Linked DNA regions of Homo sapiens: region 1 is linked to region 2. Evidence: read pairs that join two places in POLR2A ChIA-PET (ENCODE). Cell type or tissue: MCF 10A. All regions are shown on one strand. Each heading gives the region's core, and the rest is flanking DNA. Links, peaks and the distances in the headings are about the cores only. Region 1 overlaps PLEKHA1 (pleckstrin homology domain containing A1). Region 2 overlaps BTBD16 (BTB domain containing 16).

Evidence for each region. ChIA-PET counts read pairs that join two places held together with the same protein. Peaks named below come from ENCODE experiments on the same cell type or tissue, not always from the same donor. Only the 100,000 strongest peaks of a DNase experiment are listed, where the experiment ranks them.
Region 1: POLR2A ChIA-PET joins it to region 2 with 10 read pairs; 4 of 35 experiments call an interaction of 5 or more read pairs at or near these places.

The regions. Positions count from the first base shown.
Region 1 is chr10:122,418,163-122,427,305 of GRCh38, reverse strand. PLEKHA1 (pleckstrin homology domain containing A1) reads right to left here. Exons shown (of 12, transcript NM_001001974.4): 9 at 3,043-3,107; 10 at 2,347-2,410; 11 at 275-364. Among named protein-coding and RNA genes, the nearest start is that of MIR3941, 5.8 kb to the right of the region's middle. In MCF 10A, for the core only: no CTCF peak of the experiment used is centred there; a DNase peak (open chromatin) is centred at 7,185.
Region 2 is chr10:122,319,592-122,328,734 of GRCh38, reverse strand. All of the region lies in intron 10 of BTBD16 (BTB domain containing 16), which reads right to left. Among named protein-coding and RNA genes, the nearest start is that of PLEKHA1, 51 kb to the left of the region's middle. In MCF 10A, for the core only: no CTCF peak of the experiment used is centred there; a DNase peak (open chromatin) is centred at 4,184.

The DNA of each region.
Region 1 (9,143 bases), core at 4,084-9,083, 96 kb before region 2:
TAAGAACTCCTAAAACAAAGCAAGGAAATGTTTATTCTTTAGTTGCCCTACTTGTGCATTTAACACAATACAATGCACAGAAAGTTATGTATACATAATACTACAAGGAAGCATTAAATTAGAAATGCATTATTTTTTGCAAGTCCAATTGGTATAAAAGTCAACATGCAAATAAATCTCAAGAAAGAAAGAAACCGGATGGATTGGGAGAGAGGAAATTTGATAGGATGGGGGAGACGCAAGGGAGTATCACCCCAGAGAGCAGGAAACCTACAGAAGACGCAGATCTGCCGGGACCCCGCTGTGCTACAATGGCGCCAGAGACTGCTTTAATCCAACTGTGCATCTCTTCAGGGCTATCAGCCTAAAGGAAAAAAGAACTCATTCAAACAATTTTTTCTCAAAATCACCTACTTCTATACAGCCAATGTATTTATTTTGATAACTTAAAATACTGTCATCAACAAAATCACTCTAAGGCAACTGTTTCCAAAAAATTTAGAAATCATTTTTTTAAAGCCAGGTTTTGCTAGGTCTTAACTACACAGAGACATAAATTGAGCACTTCAATGTCAAGATCAGACCCATCAACAGGCGTCAATAATGAATACCTCCAGACAGAAAACAAGGAGAGGAGGAAGTCCAAGAAAAACCCTTCTTATTTCACTCTACCTACTGCTACACTGTCTGAATCTGCTACAAGAATATTTATGTAGTTGTGTAATTTTTAAAAATTCTGACATTCTTTTACATATTTTTCTGGAAATAATTTCTAGTAGTACCCTAAATCCTACAATAAGTATTGACAGATACGTCTGGCTTTCAATGTGAATTTTAAACCTTACTATGAAATTAATCCAATTAAATAAGGCCCCAATCGGGGTGCAGAGATACTGCCTCTTGTTTCTAGATTCTAGAATCCCTTACACTTCTAGAATCTAGAAATATGAAAAAGTTTAAAATGCAGAATATTTTTGAATAAGTAATATTAACAAAGACTAAAAAAAAAAAAAAATACAAGTAGCCAAAGGTAGAGTATACTTCATTCATTACTAATGGAAATACAATTCTAGAAATCAATTTGACAAAATAGAAAGGGTCATGCTCTGATAGTTAATCTCGATCTAGAAACTTACCCTAAAGAAATCAGGCAAAGTAATGCACAAAGATGTTTTTCATCATTTTATTACAGTAAATGTACAAAAACTATGCACATGAACAGAGTAACACAGACACAATACAGCAACAGAGTAATACAGACACAATTTACTGGTGGAACATCAATGGAGTATGGTGCAGTTCTAAAAGGTTTTCAGATAATTTTTAATGACATGGGAAAAAAATAACAATATATGAAACAAATAGGATATAACACTATATTTAGTATGACCCCACCTATTATAAAAATATATACCTTAAGAAAGGGAGCAAAATCATAAGAATGGTTGCCTCAATGTGGGACTGAATGTTTTATAAGCCACATTTTTCTGAAATCTTTCTATATTTTCCAAGTTTTCTGGAATAAGCATATTTAACTTCAATAAAACAAAAACAAATCATCCCTTTTTGATTTTTTTTTTTTTTTTTTTTTTGAGACAGGGTCTCTGTCACCCAGGCTGGAGTGCAGTAACACGATCTCAGCTCACTGTAACCACCTCCTGGGTTCAAGCGATTCTCGTGCCTCAGCCTCCCAAGTTGCTAGGATTACAAGCCTGCACACCACCACGGCTGGCTAATGTTTGTATTTTTAGTAGAGATGGGGTTTTGCCATGTTGCCCAGGCTGGTCTCGAACTCCTGGACTCAAGCGATGTGCCTGCCTTGGCCTCCCAAAGTGCTGGGATTACAGGTGTGAGCCAACACAGCCGGCCCAAATCTTTTTTTAAAATTTTCCATTTAAATAATTCAATGAAGTATGCAAAAAGTACAATTTAAACTTAAATACAGGATGCCTACTATTAGTGAAACTATATAAATCTACTGTCTACTTTTACTATGGGTTTTTTTAATAAGGTTACCAAAAAATGATATAATAGAAAAATCAAAATTCTAAAACATGTGCAAAAATAATCCAACTTGAAAGTACACACTTAACATCTAAATTAAAAGCATTTCCCTTTCTCTAAATACTTAGTTCTAGTTCACTAATTCATAACAAATACTCCCACTTCCTGAACATATAACCCCACCAATAACTCTATATACAGTACCCTTTTATTAAGCTGGTGAATTACAGTTGTCATATTTTTTTAACCTCAAGTGCAACAAGCTTGTTTATGTTTATTTCACCTCTAATATTATTAATTTCTTTTTAGGAGGATCTATTAATTGCCAAATAAGCATCTTACCTGCACATAGAAAGTTCGAGACGTTGTTACAATTTCAAAGAGGTTGTCCCTCATCATTATGTCGCTGTATGAAAAAAAAATCCAATTATACTTAAATAGCAGTTGTTTGAGTTTCTCTTTCATTTGTTTACCCAGTACCCAGTATGCGTCAATAAATAAATGAGGTAAAGCACTGATTTAGCAAACCCAAATTATCTTTTCCCATTTATTTTAATGTAAGATTTTACATATTTCATGTAGTTTCACTTTTAGAAAAAGTTCACAAAGCAACTTTAAAGTTCAGAGTTTTTAGTAATCAGTTTGGTGAAACACTGTCACAGCTAACACATTTTCTTGTGAAGCTCTATTCTACTGCATCTTTTAAACACTTAATACATCAATTTGTCAAATCTGATGGCCTAACCATAAGTTGTTCACATTAAATTTATTCCTTTCCATTAGTAAGCTGTTTCTGTATTTTTAGTTTTCAAAGAAACAAATAAACGATTCTTTCCTAATTTTTAGTTTTCAAATGAACAAAGTAGTTCAATACTTTACTCTGAGGGTTTTGAAAATTCTAGTGTATCTCAACTATAAAGAGTTAAAAATAACTACAATTAATATGGAAAAATGTAATCTGTAAGTACATTACTCAAACTAAGGCACTATTCTGTGTTTATAACTTGTGCCAGGCATCAAGTCAGAGCGGTTCCTTACCTTTGCTTACATTCCTGGACTTTATGAACCTCTTTAAGTGGTATTACACGAAGAGGTTCCTTTTCCTGGCAAAAAAAAAAAAAAAAAAAAAACAGTTACATGATGTTTATTCTTAAAATCCTTTCAAAGGTTAGCTGTCTTATTTGAAGACCCATGTGAAAATCACACTTCTTTTCTGAAGCACATCTCAGAAATAAATCTACCTTCTTAAACCATCCAGCATCTGAATAGCTCAAACACTATAACCTTATATACACTGTTGTTTGAAACAAGAAAAACTGCATACGGCCCTTATTCACATTATTTCTGGCCTTAAGGGCAGTGTAACTAATTAAAAGCTATTAGCCATCAGACTTTCCCCGACGGACCCACGTACCAGTATGCACAGCATCTCCTTTTCTGGAATGTCACTTTGATATACAAGGCAGCAGAGCAAGTGCACATCCTGCTTCTTTGACTTAAATTTGTGATTTTACAAATATCACTTTTATATAAATACAAAATTGAATGTTTACTAAGTGCTGAGACATCTGCTAGCTTTTAAATGTTTTATCTCACACTTTCCCCAACCCTACAACACATGTACTACTATTCATGTGCTGAAACTGCAGATTAGACATGTTAAGTATCTCACCCAAGGTTACAAAGTAGATATAAGATACAAATATAAAACTGGTTCCTAATAGCATATTTCTAGTATACATTCCATAAAATACAATATACATATTTCATTGAATATGACAGCGTGAGATTAAGACATACCATTACTTTATGTAGCACCAAAAATAAAACTAAACCATGACAGAGTGTTGTTGTTTTTTTTGTTTTTTTTTTTTTTGAGATGGAGTTTCGCTCTTGTTGCCCAGGCTAGAGTGCAATGGTACGATCTTGGCTCACTGCAACCTCCGCCTCCTGGGTTCAAGGCAATTCTCCTGCCTCAGCCTCCCAAGTAGCTGAAATTACAGGCGCCTGCCACCACGCCCAGCTAATTTTTGTACTTTTAGTAGAGATGGGGTTTTACCATGTTGGCTAGGCTGGTCTCAAACTCCTGACCTCTGGTGATCTGCCCACCTTGGCCTCCCAAAATGCTAGGATTACAGGCGTGAGCCACCACGCCCAGCTGGGAGTGCTTTTTTAAAAAAAAAAAAAAAAATCATAGATCTTTTTTAAAAAGTTTTACAAAATAGTTTAATTTTGAAATAATTTCACACTTAATAAGAGACTGAGAAAAACAGTACAAAGAATTTCTGCATAACCTACACCTTGTTTTCTAAACTGTTGATATTTTACATTTGCTTTATCATTATCTGTTTATGTTTATATATGTGTGTGACAGAGTATATGTATATATATAGATTCCTGAAATGCTTGAAGGTTAAGTTGTAAATATGATGTACCTTTACTAAACGCTTCAGTGTGTATTTCCTAAAACATGGATGTGCTCTTGCATAACCACAGTGCAATTATGAAAACTGGAAACTCAACACTGATGCAATACTATAATCTACAGACCATCTTCAGATTTCATTAATTGCCCTACCTGTATTCTTTACAGCACAAAAACCATTTTCTGATCCAGAGTTAAATCCAGGATCATACCATGTATGTAGCTGTCATGTCGCCTTTAACTGTGGAATAGTTCTTCATTCGTTTTTCAGAGTTTAAAGAAGTGCAGGCCAGTTATTTTTGTAGAACACCTCCCAGTCTGGGTTTGCCTGTTATTCGTGCTGAGATTCAGTTTATACACTTTTGACAGGAAGCCACAGACATGACACTGTTCTTCTCAGTGGACCACTATTAGGAGGTACACACCCGATGGTGGCTTGTCCTGTCACTGGTGTGTTAACCCTGATCTGTTGCTTAAGGTCATGTTTGCCAGTAGCTGTAAAATTACTTTTTCCCTTTGTCACTGTTAAGTATCTTGTGGGGAGATACCTGGAACCTATAGTAATACCAGGTTTCCCATCATAATTTTGCAACTAGTTTTATCAAACCCTGAAAACTCCTGCCTGAAACCATTACTAGTGGCTGCCAAATGGTGATTTTTCTAACCCCATCAATCCATCTACATATATTAAATAGAATTTTACTCTAAGGAAATATTTTTCCTTCTCCATTTATTTATTTATGACTCATTTTTATTCTATGGGTTATATTCCATTACTATCATTACTTATTTTGTTGTTTAAATTGTCTGCATTTTGGTCAGCTCCTTCAAGGTAATTTCTGTGTCCTTTTGACATGTTCCATTCATTCTCTGAGCCACTTCCTTATCCTCTGGCACAACTTCACTTTCTGAGCTCAGCTTGTACTTTATCTGCCCCAGCTCTGAAATCAGTCACATCACCAAGGGTTCCTGATTCCTTTTGTTTACAGAATGGCATTTACAGTTGCTTTTGGGCAGGGTGGGTGGGGATTTGCCAATCTCTTAACTCAGCCACAACCTTCTCATGACAGATGAGAATATTTCATTGCAGTTTTAATTTGCATTTCTCTAATTATCAGTGATGCTGAATTTTTTTAAATATTTTAAGACCTATTTTAATTTTTAAATGAATTGCCTATTCATGTCTTTTGTTCATTTGCCTACCAGGTATTTTCCCCTCCATTTTCTCTCTTTTTTTAATCTTTGAAACAAACACGAATTTATACAAGGATTGAAAATACAGCATAAAGAACTGATTTTCCTGAACCATTTCAGAGTGAGTTGCTGACCTGTCCCACACTACCCCTGAATACTTTTCCTACATTCTCTTACATAATCACAATACAATCATCAGAATCAGAAAACTGTGCCCAAAATGTCTTTTATTAGAGCAAAAGAATTCAGTTCAGAAGCACGAATACCATCTGCTTGTCAAATATTTTCTTTCCCTCAGTCTGGAACAGTTCCTCATTATTCCTTGACTTTCATAATCTTCACTCTATGAAGATTGCAAGGTAGTTATTTTGTAGAATGTCCCTCATTTGGGTGTGCCTCATGATGGGATTCTGATTACATACCTTGGGCAGGGATTTCACAGAAGTGATGCTGTCTTCGTCTTCCACTATCCTGTCAGGTGATTTCAATTTACCTCATTACCAATGACATTCACTTTAATCATCTGACCACCTGAGTAAAGTGGTATCTGCCAGGTTTCCTCACTGTAATGTTATTCTTTTCCCCCTTGTACAACACTTAATACCTATTTTAGTAGACAGGTACTTTGAAACTATGTAAATATTTCATTCCTCATCATACATACAGATATACATCCATTCACCAAAAAGTATTGTTTCTCTGACAAGATTTGGCTTCTATTATCCTTAATATAGTTCTTGATTTTATCAATCAGTGTGTATGTGACCATTCTCCCATCTCTGCCACCACCCCTCCCCATGTGGATGCCCTTCTCTCCCTACTCCGCGTGGGGCTAACCCCCCAAGAGGACAGCCTCCTTGTCCTGCGTGGGCTCTGACACCCACACAAAGCTACACTGGTTCCTCTTGGATGCCTATGTTGCTTTGCCTCACCTAATAAATTAGAGTCTGAGTCATTTCAGATTGATGGAAGGAAAAGAGAGCAAAGTAGGTGAGGAAAAATCCCCTCAGTTTTTAAGATTCCTTGTAAGTTTTATCTCTAATACATGTTGCAAATATTTTCACCAATTTTTCGGCTGTGCACTTAAGTCTTTTATACTTATTTTTAAAATTTTTAAATGATCTTTTAGAGATACACACTGAGATATTTACAGATGAAATGGGAGACATCTAGGATTTGCCTCAAAATATGAAGCAGGAAGTGGGTGGTGAAACAGAAGAAACAAGACAAGCTGAGCCATGTGTTAACAATTATGACATCTAGGTGATGGGTATATGCAGGTTCCATGTATTATTTCTATCTACTAAAAGGGTATGTTTACACTTTTCCATGATGAAAAGGTTTTATAAAAGAGCCCATTTACACTTTAAACATTTTTATCATATATTATTCTTGAGCATATATAAAAAAGAAAAATATAGACAAGATAAACTGGTTATAGTTTTTAAGATTTCACATTCAGATTCCAGATCTTCTGAATCACTTTTTGACTTGGAGCCACCAATGTCCATATTTTTCACTCCAAGCCATTCTTTGTGCCAAAAAGAGTGTTGGTGATGCAGTATTTAAGAATGTTTCATGGTGTCCCTGAGATTTCCTCCCAAGCTGCCAGCACCCTTTTCTGCACATGCTGATGCCGGTGTCTTCTGGATTTTACCCAAAGGTACTGTGCATATGGCAAGCAGTCAACTACAGCACAGCTGCAGCCTGGCTGCCCCTCGTCCTTAGCAACTCTAAGACATACTGCTAAGATTTCAGAAATGTTAAAACTGGGGGAGGGGGAGCTGAAACAAGAACTATTACAGAAATACTAAGTTTTGAAAACCTGTATGCTGGGCATTATTCTGTGAAATTTGAGAGGAAGAACAAAGAACTACCATAGGAGATAAACTATACTCCGTAAAATTAGGAAAACTTAAGTATAGTTATAATTACTGACCTTTAAAGGTTTTCAGCTTTATCTGCAATTTCTAAATACTAAAAATATTCCTAATTATTAAAACTACTGTTGATGATGGGGGCACACGTCAATTTCCCCACCAAAACTGAACTCCTGAAGGCCAGAGAACTTTGCTAATTATTCTCTTTTATTTTCAGTTCCCAGAACAGTGCACCAGGTTCATGGAGAGCTCAATGAATGTCTGCTGCATGAATGACTCTTCCCGGGAGTATTGGCTTTAAATAAAATCTATGAGACAACCTGCTAACCAAGCACAAGGATAGCCTCCTGAGACAACAAGGCAGGTACTTTCTGAACCAAGTAACTACTACTTCCAGTTGAGGCTCTTAAGCTTTGAGAAAGCCCCATACTAAAATGGCATTTCTTGCTATGCTATGCCATTTTTCATTCATTCAAAGACACTTATTGTCTATCAAGTGCCAGGCCCTGTGATCATAAAAGACTACAAGAGTCTTTACCCTTAAGAAGCTCATTTAATTTAGTTGCAAAGACAAGAATGCACGTGATTGCAAAACTCTGGGAAGAGCATTATGATACAAGTATGCATAGGGTACCACAGGGCATATAAAGAGAAGACACTTAACCCAGAGTCTAAAAGCTTCCCAGAAGAGCTGACTCCTGAGGTGAATCTTAAAATATCCCCTTCCTATACACTAGTGCTCTGCTGGCCAATACAGTGGCCATTGTGTGTAATGATGTAAATATAAATTAATTAAAATGAAATTAAGTCAGTTCCTCAGTCACACTAGCCACATTTCCAGCACTCAACAGCTACATGTAGCTAGTGCCCTTGGACAATACAGATACGGCACATTTCCATTTGTGCAGAAAGTTCTAATGGACAATGCTGTTCTGGTGACTTCATTCAAACAAAGTATAAGTTCCCTTCTCAAAGATCCCATACAAAAAGAAGACGTAGGATAGACATTTATACTACAGAATTGCATTCAATGTCTCCAATAAGCTATTTCAGGACTCAGATCACCCTACAATATTTTAAATAAGGATGCAACTCAAACAAGGCGAAGAGGGAATTTCAATTTCTGATTCTACCTTCAGGGAAGATAAAAACATCTTATGTGAAGTGATTTATGAGTCAATGTGAAATAGGTAAAGAAAATCTCAAGAGAAAGAAATACAGAGGGTTAAATATTGACTTTTACAGACAGAATTCTTTACACCACTTTCCTCACTGTAATGTTACTCTTTTTCCCCTTGTACAATACTTAATACCTATTTTAGTAGATAGGTACTTTGAAACTATGTAAATATCTCATTCCTCATCATATATACAGATATACATTCATTCACCAAAAAGTATTGTTTCTCTGAAAAGACTTGGCTTCTATTATACTTAATATAGTTCCTGATTTTATAAATCACTGTGTATGTGACCATTCTCCCATCTCTGCCACCACCCCTTCCCCATGTGGATGCCCTTCTCTCCCTACTCCACGTGGGGCTAACCCCCCAAGAGGACAGCCCCTTTAGAGGAAATTTATAGACTAGAGGATTCTGAGATCTTCAGATCTTTCAAGGTGGAATGCTGCTTTGAAGATA
Region 2 (9,143 bases), core at 2,003-7,002:
TTTTCATAAATGGGGACAATGGGGAACAATCTTTCCAAGTCCCTTTGGAAATGCAGTCACTCCCTCAAGGCAGAGCCTGCATAGGACCCACCCAGGGTACTTGTAGATTATTTTTCCGTAAATCAAGAGTGGTGTCCAAGTCACACCCTGTCCCAGCTGGACAGAGGGCACCACTGGCCCTGTGGTCCCTTCTGTCAGAGATGCCCGCCAGCTTTCCCGGAACCGTTTATTTTCATAAGATCTGGGAATTCCTGGGACCGCCCAACTGCTCCACGCCAGTGATCCCAGAAGATAGGCCTAGAGGTGCAGAAAAGTTGTAGGCACAAAGACAAGTGAGTTCTGATTCAATTCAAGGGTTATTTACCAGTATCTACCCTGTGCCTGTCTCTGGAGGTGGACAGAGCAGCCATAAATAAGGTCAGGCGGATGCTTTCAGGAGTGCAGAACTATTGGTTCTGGAACCAGCCCTCCATTACCGAGGGTAAGTGGAGCCGGGGCTGGTGGGTGCGGTGCCTGTGCCCTGAAAACACTGACATCTTCGTGGGACAAATAACACTCGCTCACTTCCTTTCCTCAGATGATCTGAGCCTCCTCCTTCTTCTGCCTATTTTTCATCATGTCATGGAGGAACAGCTGAGGCGTCATCATGGCTGGGCAGCAGGTTCCAAGGGGCAAGAAGGGGCCAAGCTGACGCCGTCCTCCCTAGCCTTGCCCAGTGCTCTGGGGACAAGCCAGCACCTATGGCCAGCGCTCCACAGCCGGGTGCTGCCCTAAGCAGTGGGCCCCGGCTGGAGCTGTGGCTGAAATACAGATTCAGTTCCAGAAAGGAAAGGCCCCATCTGGAGGAAAGCATTGCCCTCCACCAGGAAGCTCCAGACGCCGGTTCTGCTGATGTGCCTTGGCATGGCAAGGCTGCTGGCAGGGGCAAGAGGAACCGAGACCCTGATCCTCCCTTTGAGAGGCACTCAGACTCGAAGGCCATTCAGCCAGGGCCTCTCTGGACAGCCATCCTGTCCCAGAGGATTTGGAAACAGCTTTGTTGAGACAGCTTGTTGGACTTTATGACCCCTTGGGGCCTCTGGGAAGTGGCAATGATGCCCACTTTTGTGGATGACATGGAGAGGCCATGAGTCATCTCATCATCCAACCAAGCTGGGACCCCCGAGGCAGGCAGACCAGGGTCCCGTCCCAGCCCAGCCAGCCACAGTCCTGTGACCGGGCCTCTCAGAGCTTCACTCTCCTCTGTCAAGTGGGAGCAGTAGCCACAGGTGGTGCCTTGGGGAGAAGGGAGGAGTAAAGCTGACAGTGTTTGGGAAGGGCTTGGGCCAGCTGCTGGCTCCCAGTGAGTCCTCAACATCTATAAGCACCACCATTGTCCTCCCGCCCCAGGGAAAGTGAATGGACTCAAGCAGCATCAAATGCAGGCAATTGTTCCTGGTGGTATTCATCATCATTGCCACCCTCCAAATCACCCAAGTTATGGGCCACCTCAAAGATAGAAAGTGGTGTCCTCAGCTTCTGATTTCCTGAAATCTCAAAGGATCTAAGGGTTGTGGTCCACCCTCAGAACTGATCAATATAACCCGGCTCTGGGAGCCTAGCAAGGTCCACTGTCTTAGAGCCAGTGTCCTACACAGGCCACTCAGGGCTAGTCCAGCACATTTTCCATTTTACTTGGCGCCACTTAACTGTCTGGGAGCGGAGGCACCTGCTCCTCTCTGGTCCAGTGGTGAGTACATTCACATGGTGTCACGTAAGATGGGAGGGAGCAAGCAGCTGCTAAGTCTGGGGACTACAGTGCTTGGCTACACTGGTGGACTCAAAGACTGGCATGGTTTCCCTGGTACTGCGCTCTGTTTGTGCAAAGACCTCTTTTGGTTTAGCACTTATTTTTTTGAGACACCTTCAGGCGATGGTCTATGCCTCCCAAAGTTCACTGAGAAACCCTGGGGCATGACCCCTCTAGGGAAGACAGTTCACAGTTCCTTGCTACTGAAAGATACATCCAGGTTGGCCCTGGGTCCTACTTGCCAGACCCTGGGGACAAATCTCCCATAGACTCGGAAAGACAGTACCTGGGGACAAGTCTCCCTCTGATGGGTACATATTGTATTTTAGAGGTGCTCTTCGCCACAACTTTCTCACTTCCTCTACCCTGTCATCTGCTGGAGCCTTCCACCCTTCCTGCGAGTATCAGGCCCACAGCTCTGATAGTCCAAGCACTTCAGATTTTAGCCTTAACATACATATATGCTACAGCATGATGAACCTGGAAGCAGTAAGCCAGGCGCAAGGGTGAATGCTGGATGATTCTACTCTATGAGGTACCTAGAGTCATCAAATTCGTAGAGACAGAAAGTAGAACGGTGGCTGCCAGGGGCTGGGGAAGGGGAATGGGAGTTGTTTCATGGGTAGAGTTTCAGTTTGGGAAGATGGAAAAGTTCTGGAGATGGCTGCACAACAATGCGAATAAACTTAACGCCACTGAACTGAACACGTAAGAATGGTTCACATGGGAAAAATTCATGCTATGCATATTTTGCCCCAGTTGAAAAAAGACATTAGGGTTAAAAGTGACTTTGCTTATTTGAGAAACACCTGAACTAACATATTAAATTTTAAGACAACGTTTGAAAAAAATACACATTTTAGGGCAATAACTCACAATGAGAAGAGAAAATGGCTTTTTTTTTTTCTCAAAATATAACTCAGCATAGAAGACTTGGGACACTCCTGAAATCAAAGAACCAGAAAATGGAGGCCAGCCACAGTGGCTCACGCCTGTAATCCCAGCACTTTGGGAGGCCGAGGTGGGTGAATCACCTGAGGTCAGGAGTTGGAGACCAGCCTGGCCAATATGGTAAAACCCCATCTCTACTAAAAATACAAAAATTAGCCAGGCATGGTGGTGGGTGCCTGTAATCCCAGCTACTCGGGTGGCTGAGGCAGGAGCATTGCTTGAACATGGGAGGCAGCAGTTGCAGTGAGCCAAGATCATGCTACTGCACTCCAGCCTGGGCAACACAGCGAGACTCCATCTCAAAAAAAAAAAAATCTATCTATCTATATATACAAAACCAGGAAATGGTCCTCTTGGCTCCTAACACTCAAGTGTGGTAAATGAAACAATAATTCCTGCTGCCACCCCCACATCATAACCTACCAAAGGTCACCACATTTTAGAACCCCTGTCACATGCTGTCCTGGGCCTTTTCTTTGAGTCAGGGCTGACCTACCCATCAGTCCTGGTGAGTGTGTGTTGTTACCTCCATGCACGGTGCTTAGGGTGCTTGCCCAAAGTCTACAGGCAGTGAATGGCAGAGGTGGGGCTGAGACTCGGGGCTGACTTCTTCTAACATACATCTGATTTATTGCTTGTCTCTGCTCCTAGATTGCAAGCTCCATGATGACAGGGTTTGTGTCTGCATTGTTTATTGTTGTACTCTTGGTGTCTTTTATAGTGCCTGGCACTTAACTTGCAATATGTTGGGTGAATTAATTGGATGAATGACCTGGTCCCTGCCAACTTTCCAGCCTCATTTCCATCATCCCATCCCTCCATTCACCCACAACTTATCTTCTAGGCCAGTAGGGCCAGCCCTGGTGCACATGCTCACACACACTTGCTGCACATACAGGCCAGTCTATGCCACTATCTCCATGCCCATGTGGTCCTGTCTGCTGTCACCATGACCTATCAGCTTTTCACTGAGACCAAGTTCAATGTCCTTCTGTCTGTCAAGATGGTCCTGACCCTAGCACAAAGGGAAATCCTGTCTAATCATAACCACAGCTGCCCTTTTTAAGAAACTCCTACACCCAGACTCTTGTGCTCCTTCCACTTCTCCATGCTTATTGTTGAAGGTATGTTTTGGTGCTTCTCAATATGCCTGGGAAGCCAAGAAGCAACATGGCGGAAGTGGAAAGTTAGTAAGAACTAAGCATAATATTTAGGGACCTTGAGAACAAGAGAGACTCAGGTTCCAGAGATCCAAGTTAAAGGGGAGCAGAGTCATCACCTCTCAGAGCAAGAGAAGACACAACAAGGCAAGAAGCATGAACGTCAGATAATGAGAAATCCTCTTGACCCAGAATATACCAACCTCCCTGCACAAGGCTTTGTTGAGCTATTCTAAAAGAGAACAATTTAATGGCCCTAATGTCCATGACTCATGGGATATTTCAAAATTAATGTGCTGGTAAAGAGATCAGTGTTGACACACCAGGGTTGCCCAGTTTCATGCTAACTCTGGCTACATCTGCAAATGCCATTCATGAATCACAAGAGGCACATGGCCTCGCCCACCCTGGGGACACAGCATCATAGCACATTGCCCTCAAGAAATCAGTGGGCTCAGGGCACCCATGGTACAGGGCATGGCAGGGAAGCTCTCCTTAAAAGTTTCCCCCTGCGGTCCCTTGGGAATAGTATGTGGGGGGAATGGGTGGGGGAAGGTGCTGTTGGGTTCACCAGTGCACACCCATGCAGCCAGCACATGCTCTTTTTCTCTCCGCAAAGAGGAGCTAAGAGGAGGAATTCATCCAGTGCACAAGTGAGATCAGAGAAGGCTTTCTGGAACCGGCTTTGTCAAGCTCTGTAAAGGCTGGGTCAGATTTGGGTAGGGCACAGGAAAGAAGAGACTCAGCTGGAGAATCAGGGGAATCTAGAAGTTGGGATCATATGGGAATTGGCTTCATTGGCTACATTCAAATTACTTCCCTCTGGTGAGGTGGAAGCTCATTGCCAGAATCTACCCTTCAGTGTCTGAGAGATACCTATTTAGTGATTATAAATCAGCTAAGGATTAGAATTACATGTCTGTTATGATTTGCCCTTGATCCTAAGAGCTAAGAGTGTCAGAAGACCTAGAAGACCAAGGTCAACCCCAGGACCACCATCAATTTGCAAAAGGAGCCTAAGTAACCTCCTCATTATCCCTGGGCCTTAGCTTATTCAACTGCAAAATGAAAGGGTGAGACCAGATGATCTCTAAGGCACTTTCCAGCATCGACCTTCTTTGATTTAGTAAAGTGAGTAATTTACAAACTGACATGAACTGAATGCATTTTGCTGTCCTGTAGCTCCCAAACTGCCACTCATTTCAATTAGTATAATCACAAGAAGAGTTCTACACTATCCTCCTGCAGAAGGGTTTTTGAAGGTGGGAAGACATTTTCTGCTTCTAATAATACTGACCAATTTCACCTGATTGAGGACTGAATTCTCCACCCTTCTAGCAGTCATTCAGATCCAGCCCTGTCCCACATACCATAAAAGGACACATAAGAAGCAACAAGAAGCTACTTGTCAATCTCCTGCTGAGCCTGAGCATACACAAAGCAACTGGAGAGTCATCCCTAGGCCCTGAGAAGACTGTTCCACTTGAAATGTAGCACACACACCGTAATGCCTAAGGCTGGAGGGAGAAAGTTGCAAATCAAGATCAAATCCATACCCAGCAGGACTGAAACCAGCCCATGCTTTGTGCACTTCAAGCTATCACTCTGTAAACATGACACTTGTTTCCATTTAACACTAAACAACTGGCCAGAAAGTCACTATATTCCTTCTTACACTGTGTACCTGACATGCAATTTAGAGTAATTTTCAGAGTTAAAGTGAAATATTTCAGAGGTTAAAACCACCATTAAAGAACATTCAAAGCACCATTCATTCAGTACTTAGTCAACAGCTAGAAGCTGTTCTTTAATGAAAGATTGAGGACTGGGAGGGTAAAGGGAGTAAGACACAGCCCTTGCTGCAAATGGCCAGTGCGGGAGCCATGCTTAGGAACAGATAATCCCAATAATTATTTTATTTACAAGTGAGAAAGCTTACAGAGATGGGCATGCAATACTATGGAGCCCAGAGACTGAGCATCTGAATCAGACTGTGGGGAGAGAGGGTACTCTTGGAGGGTTTCCTTGGGGATAACTGAGCCAAGTGTGGAGGCACAGTGGATCACTCTAGCAAGATGGCTTCTGAAATACACCAAACCCCTGAGCTCCTGATAAACGAGTTGATCTCTCTAAATTCACCATAATTAATCCAAAATAAGATCATCTTCCACAGGTGCCATATTTCTGTATAAATCACCGTGGATTCCAAACTGCAATGGGCTGCTTCTCACATCTTCTTTCATCTCCTTCTCTAGCTAGGTGAACCAGATGAATAATTAATTCTCTTGCTACCATATTTGTTCTTATGGACACTCTTTCCACTCCATCTTCTTGATATCACCAGAGCTCAGACCCTTTGCCCCTCATGGAGAGAGTGGCAACTGTTCCCTAGGCCTCCTCACTTTCTCCACCCACCTGTCTCCTACTAGAATGTCCGATAAAGCCACCCCCACTCCTGACCCAATACACCATACTCATGCATATTATATCAAAACTCGTGGGATGCAGTTAAAGGAAACGTATAGCTCTAAATCAGAAAAGAAGAAAGCCTGGAAATCAGATATCTAAATACCCATTTCAAGAGGTTAGAAAAAGAATATCAATTCTTGAAGAAAGTAGAAGGAAATAACGAAGAGAAAAATTAATGAAATAGAAAACATACAATTGAAAAATATCAACAGGTGTGTCAAGTCAAAAGGTGTTTTTTAAAAAAATGAATAAAATAAACCTCTATCAATGCTGATCGAGGAAAGAAAGAAGAGAAATATACAAATTATCAATATCTGATATGAAAAGAGGGCCATCACAACAAATTCTATAGATACTAAAAACATAATAAACATTTACCAAGTGGATTAAAGACTTAAATGTAAGGCCTAAAACTATAAAAATCCTAGAAGAAACCTAGGAAATATCTTTCTGGATATCAGTCTTTTCAAAAAATTTTGTGATTGTCCTCAAAAGCAATTGCAATAAAAACAAAAATTGACAAGTGGAACCTAATCAAACTTAAGAGCTTCTGCCCAGCAAAAGAAACTATCAACAGAGTAAACACAAAAACTATGCATCCAACAAAGGTATAATACCCCCAAATCTATAAGGAACTTAAACAAATCAACAAGCAAAAAACAACTCCATTAAAAAGTAGAAAAAGTACACGAGCAAATACTTTTCAACAGAAGATATACAAGTGGCCAACAAACATATGCAAAAATGTTTAACATCACTGATCATCGGAAAAATGCAAATCAAAACCACAGTGAGATACCATCTTATATTAGCCAGAATGGCTATTATTAAAAAGTCAAAAAGTAAGAAATGTTGGCAAGGCTGTGGAGAAAAGGGAACACTTACACACTGTTGGTGGGAATGTAAATTAGTTCAGCCACTGTGGAAAGCAGTTTGGAGATTTCTCAAAGAACTGAAAATTGCACTATACCATTTGACCCAACAAGCCCATCACTGGGTATATACCCACAGGAAAATAAATCATTCTACCAAGAAGACACATGCAGGCATATGTTCATCACAGCACTATTCACAATAGCAAAGACATGGAATCAACCTAGGTGTCCATCAGTGGTGGATTGGATAAAGAAAATGTAGTGCATATATACCATGGAATCCCACACAGCCATTAAAAAATATATATATTATGTTCTTTGCAGCAACATGAATGCAGATGGAGACCATTATCCTAAGTGAATTAATGCAGAAACAGAAAACCAAATACCGTATGTTCTCACTTATAAATGGAAGCTAAACATTGGGTACACATGAACATAAAGATGGGAATAATAGAAAGTAGGGACTACTAGAGTGGGGAGGGAGGGAGACAAAGGCTGGAAAACTACCTATTGAGTACTATGCTCAGTACCTGGGTGACAGGGTCCATTGTACCGCACCTGAGCATCATGTAATATATCCATGTAACAGACCTGTACATGTACCCCCTAAATCTGAAATAAAAGTTGAAATTTTTAAAAATAGACATAAAATACAATCATAAAGACTTTTAAAAAATTTTTACCAAGAGAGATCATATTGTGAGCCATAAAACAGGTCTCAATAATTTAAAAGAACTAAAATCATACAAAGCATTTTCTCTGATAACAATGGAATTAAGTTAGAAAACAGTAACAGGAAGATATCTAGAAAATCCTCAAATATTTGCAGAACAAAGAACACAGTTCTAAATAATCCATAGGTCAAAGAAGAACTCAAAGGGAAAATTAGAAAGTATTTTGAACTGAATGAAGTTTAAAACACAACATATCAAAATTTCTGAGATGCAGCTAAAGCAATAATTAGAGGGAAATTTATAGCACTAAACACTTAGAAAAAAAAGTCTTAAACCAATGACTTAAATTTCCACCTGTGAAACTAGGAAAAGAAGGGCAAACTAAACATTTGATAAAATAAAACATCTATTCCTGATAAAATTTATCATCAAACTAGATATAAAAGGAACCTCCTCAACATGATAAAGGGTATCTATAAAAAACCTATAGTTAAAATTTTATTTAATAATGAAAGATTAAATTATTTCCTCCTGTATTCTAGAACAAGGCAAGAAGGTCCACTCTCTCACCACTTCTGATCAACAATGTACTGAATATTGTATTCAGTGTAATAAGGCAAGAACAAAAACAGGCATACAGATAGAAAGGAAGAAATAAAATTGTCTTTTTTTACAGGTGATATGATTGCCTATGTAGATTCCTAAGGAATCTATAAAAAAGTTTCTAGAAGTACAATTGAGTTCTACTAAGGTTGTATAATACAAAGTCAATGTAAAAAAATTAATACTGTATTTCTACATAATAGCAAAGAACAATCAGAAATCAAAGTTAAAATAATACCTCTTACAATAGTGTTAATATGAAAGCCTTAGAGATAAATTTTCTAAACACTGTGCAAAACTACAGGAAACATTTATGAAAGACATTTAAACGGACCTAAATGAATGGAAAGATATACCATATTCATGGATCAGAAGACTCAATCTTGTTAAGATGTAAATTCTTCCCAAATTGGCCTGTACATTGAAGACAATCCTTATCAAAATTCCACGAGATTTTTCTACAAAAACTGTCAAGCTGATTTTAAAATTAATATGAAAGTGCAAAGGAGCTAGAGTAGTCAAAATAACTTTGAAAAAAATGAACAAAGCTAGAGAACTTACATTACCTTATGTCAAGACTTAGTAAAAATGAATTATCTAATCAAGATAATATATTAGT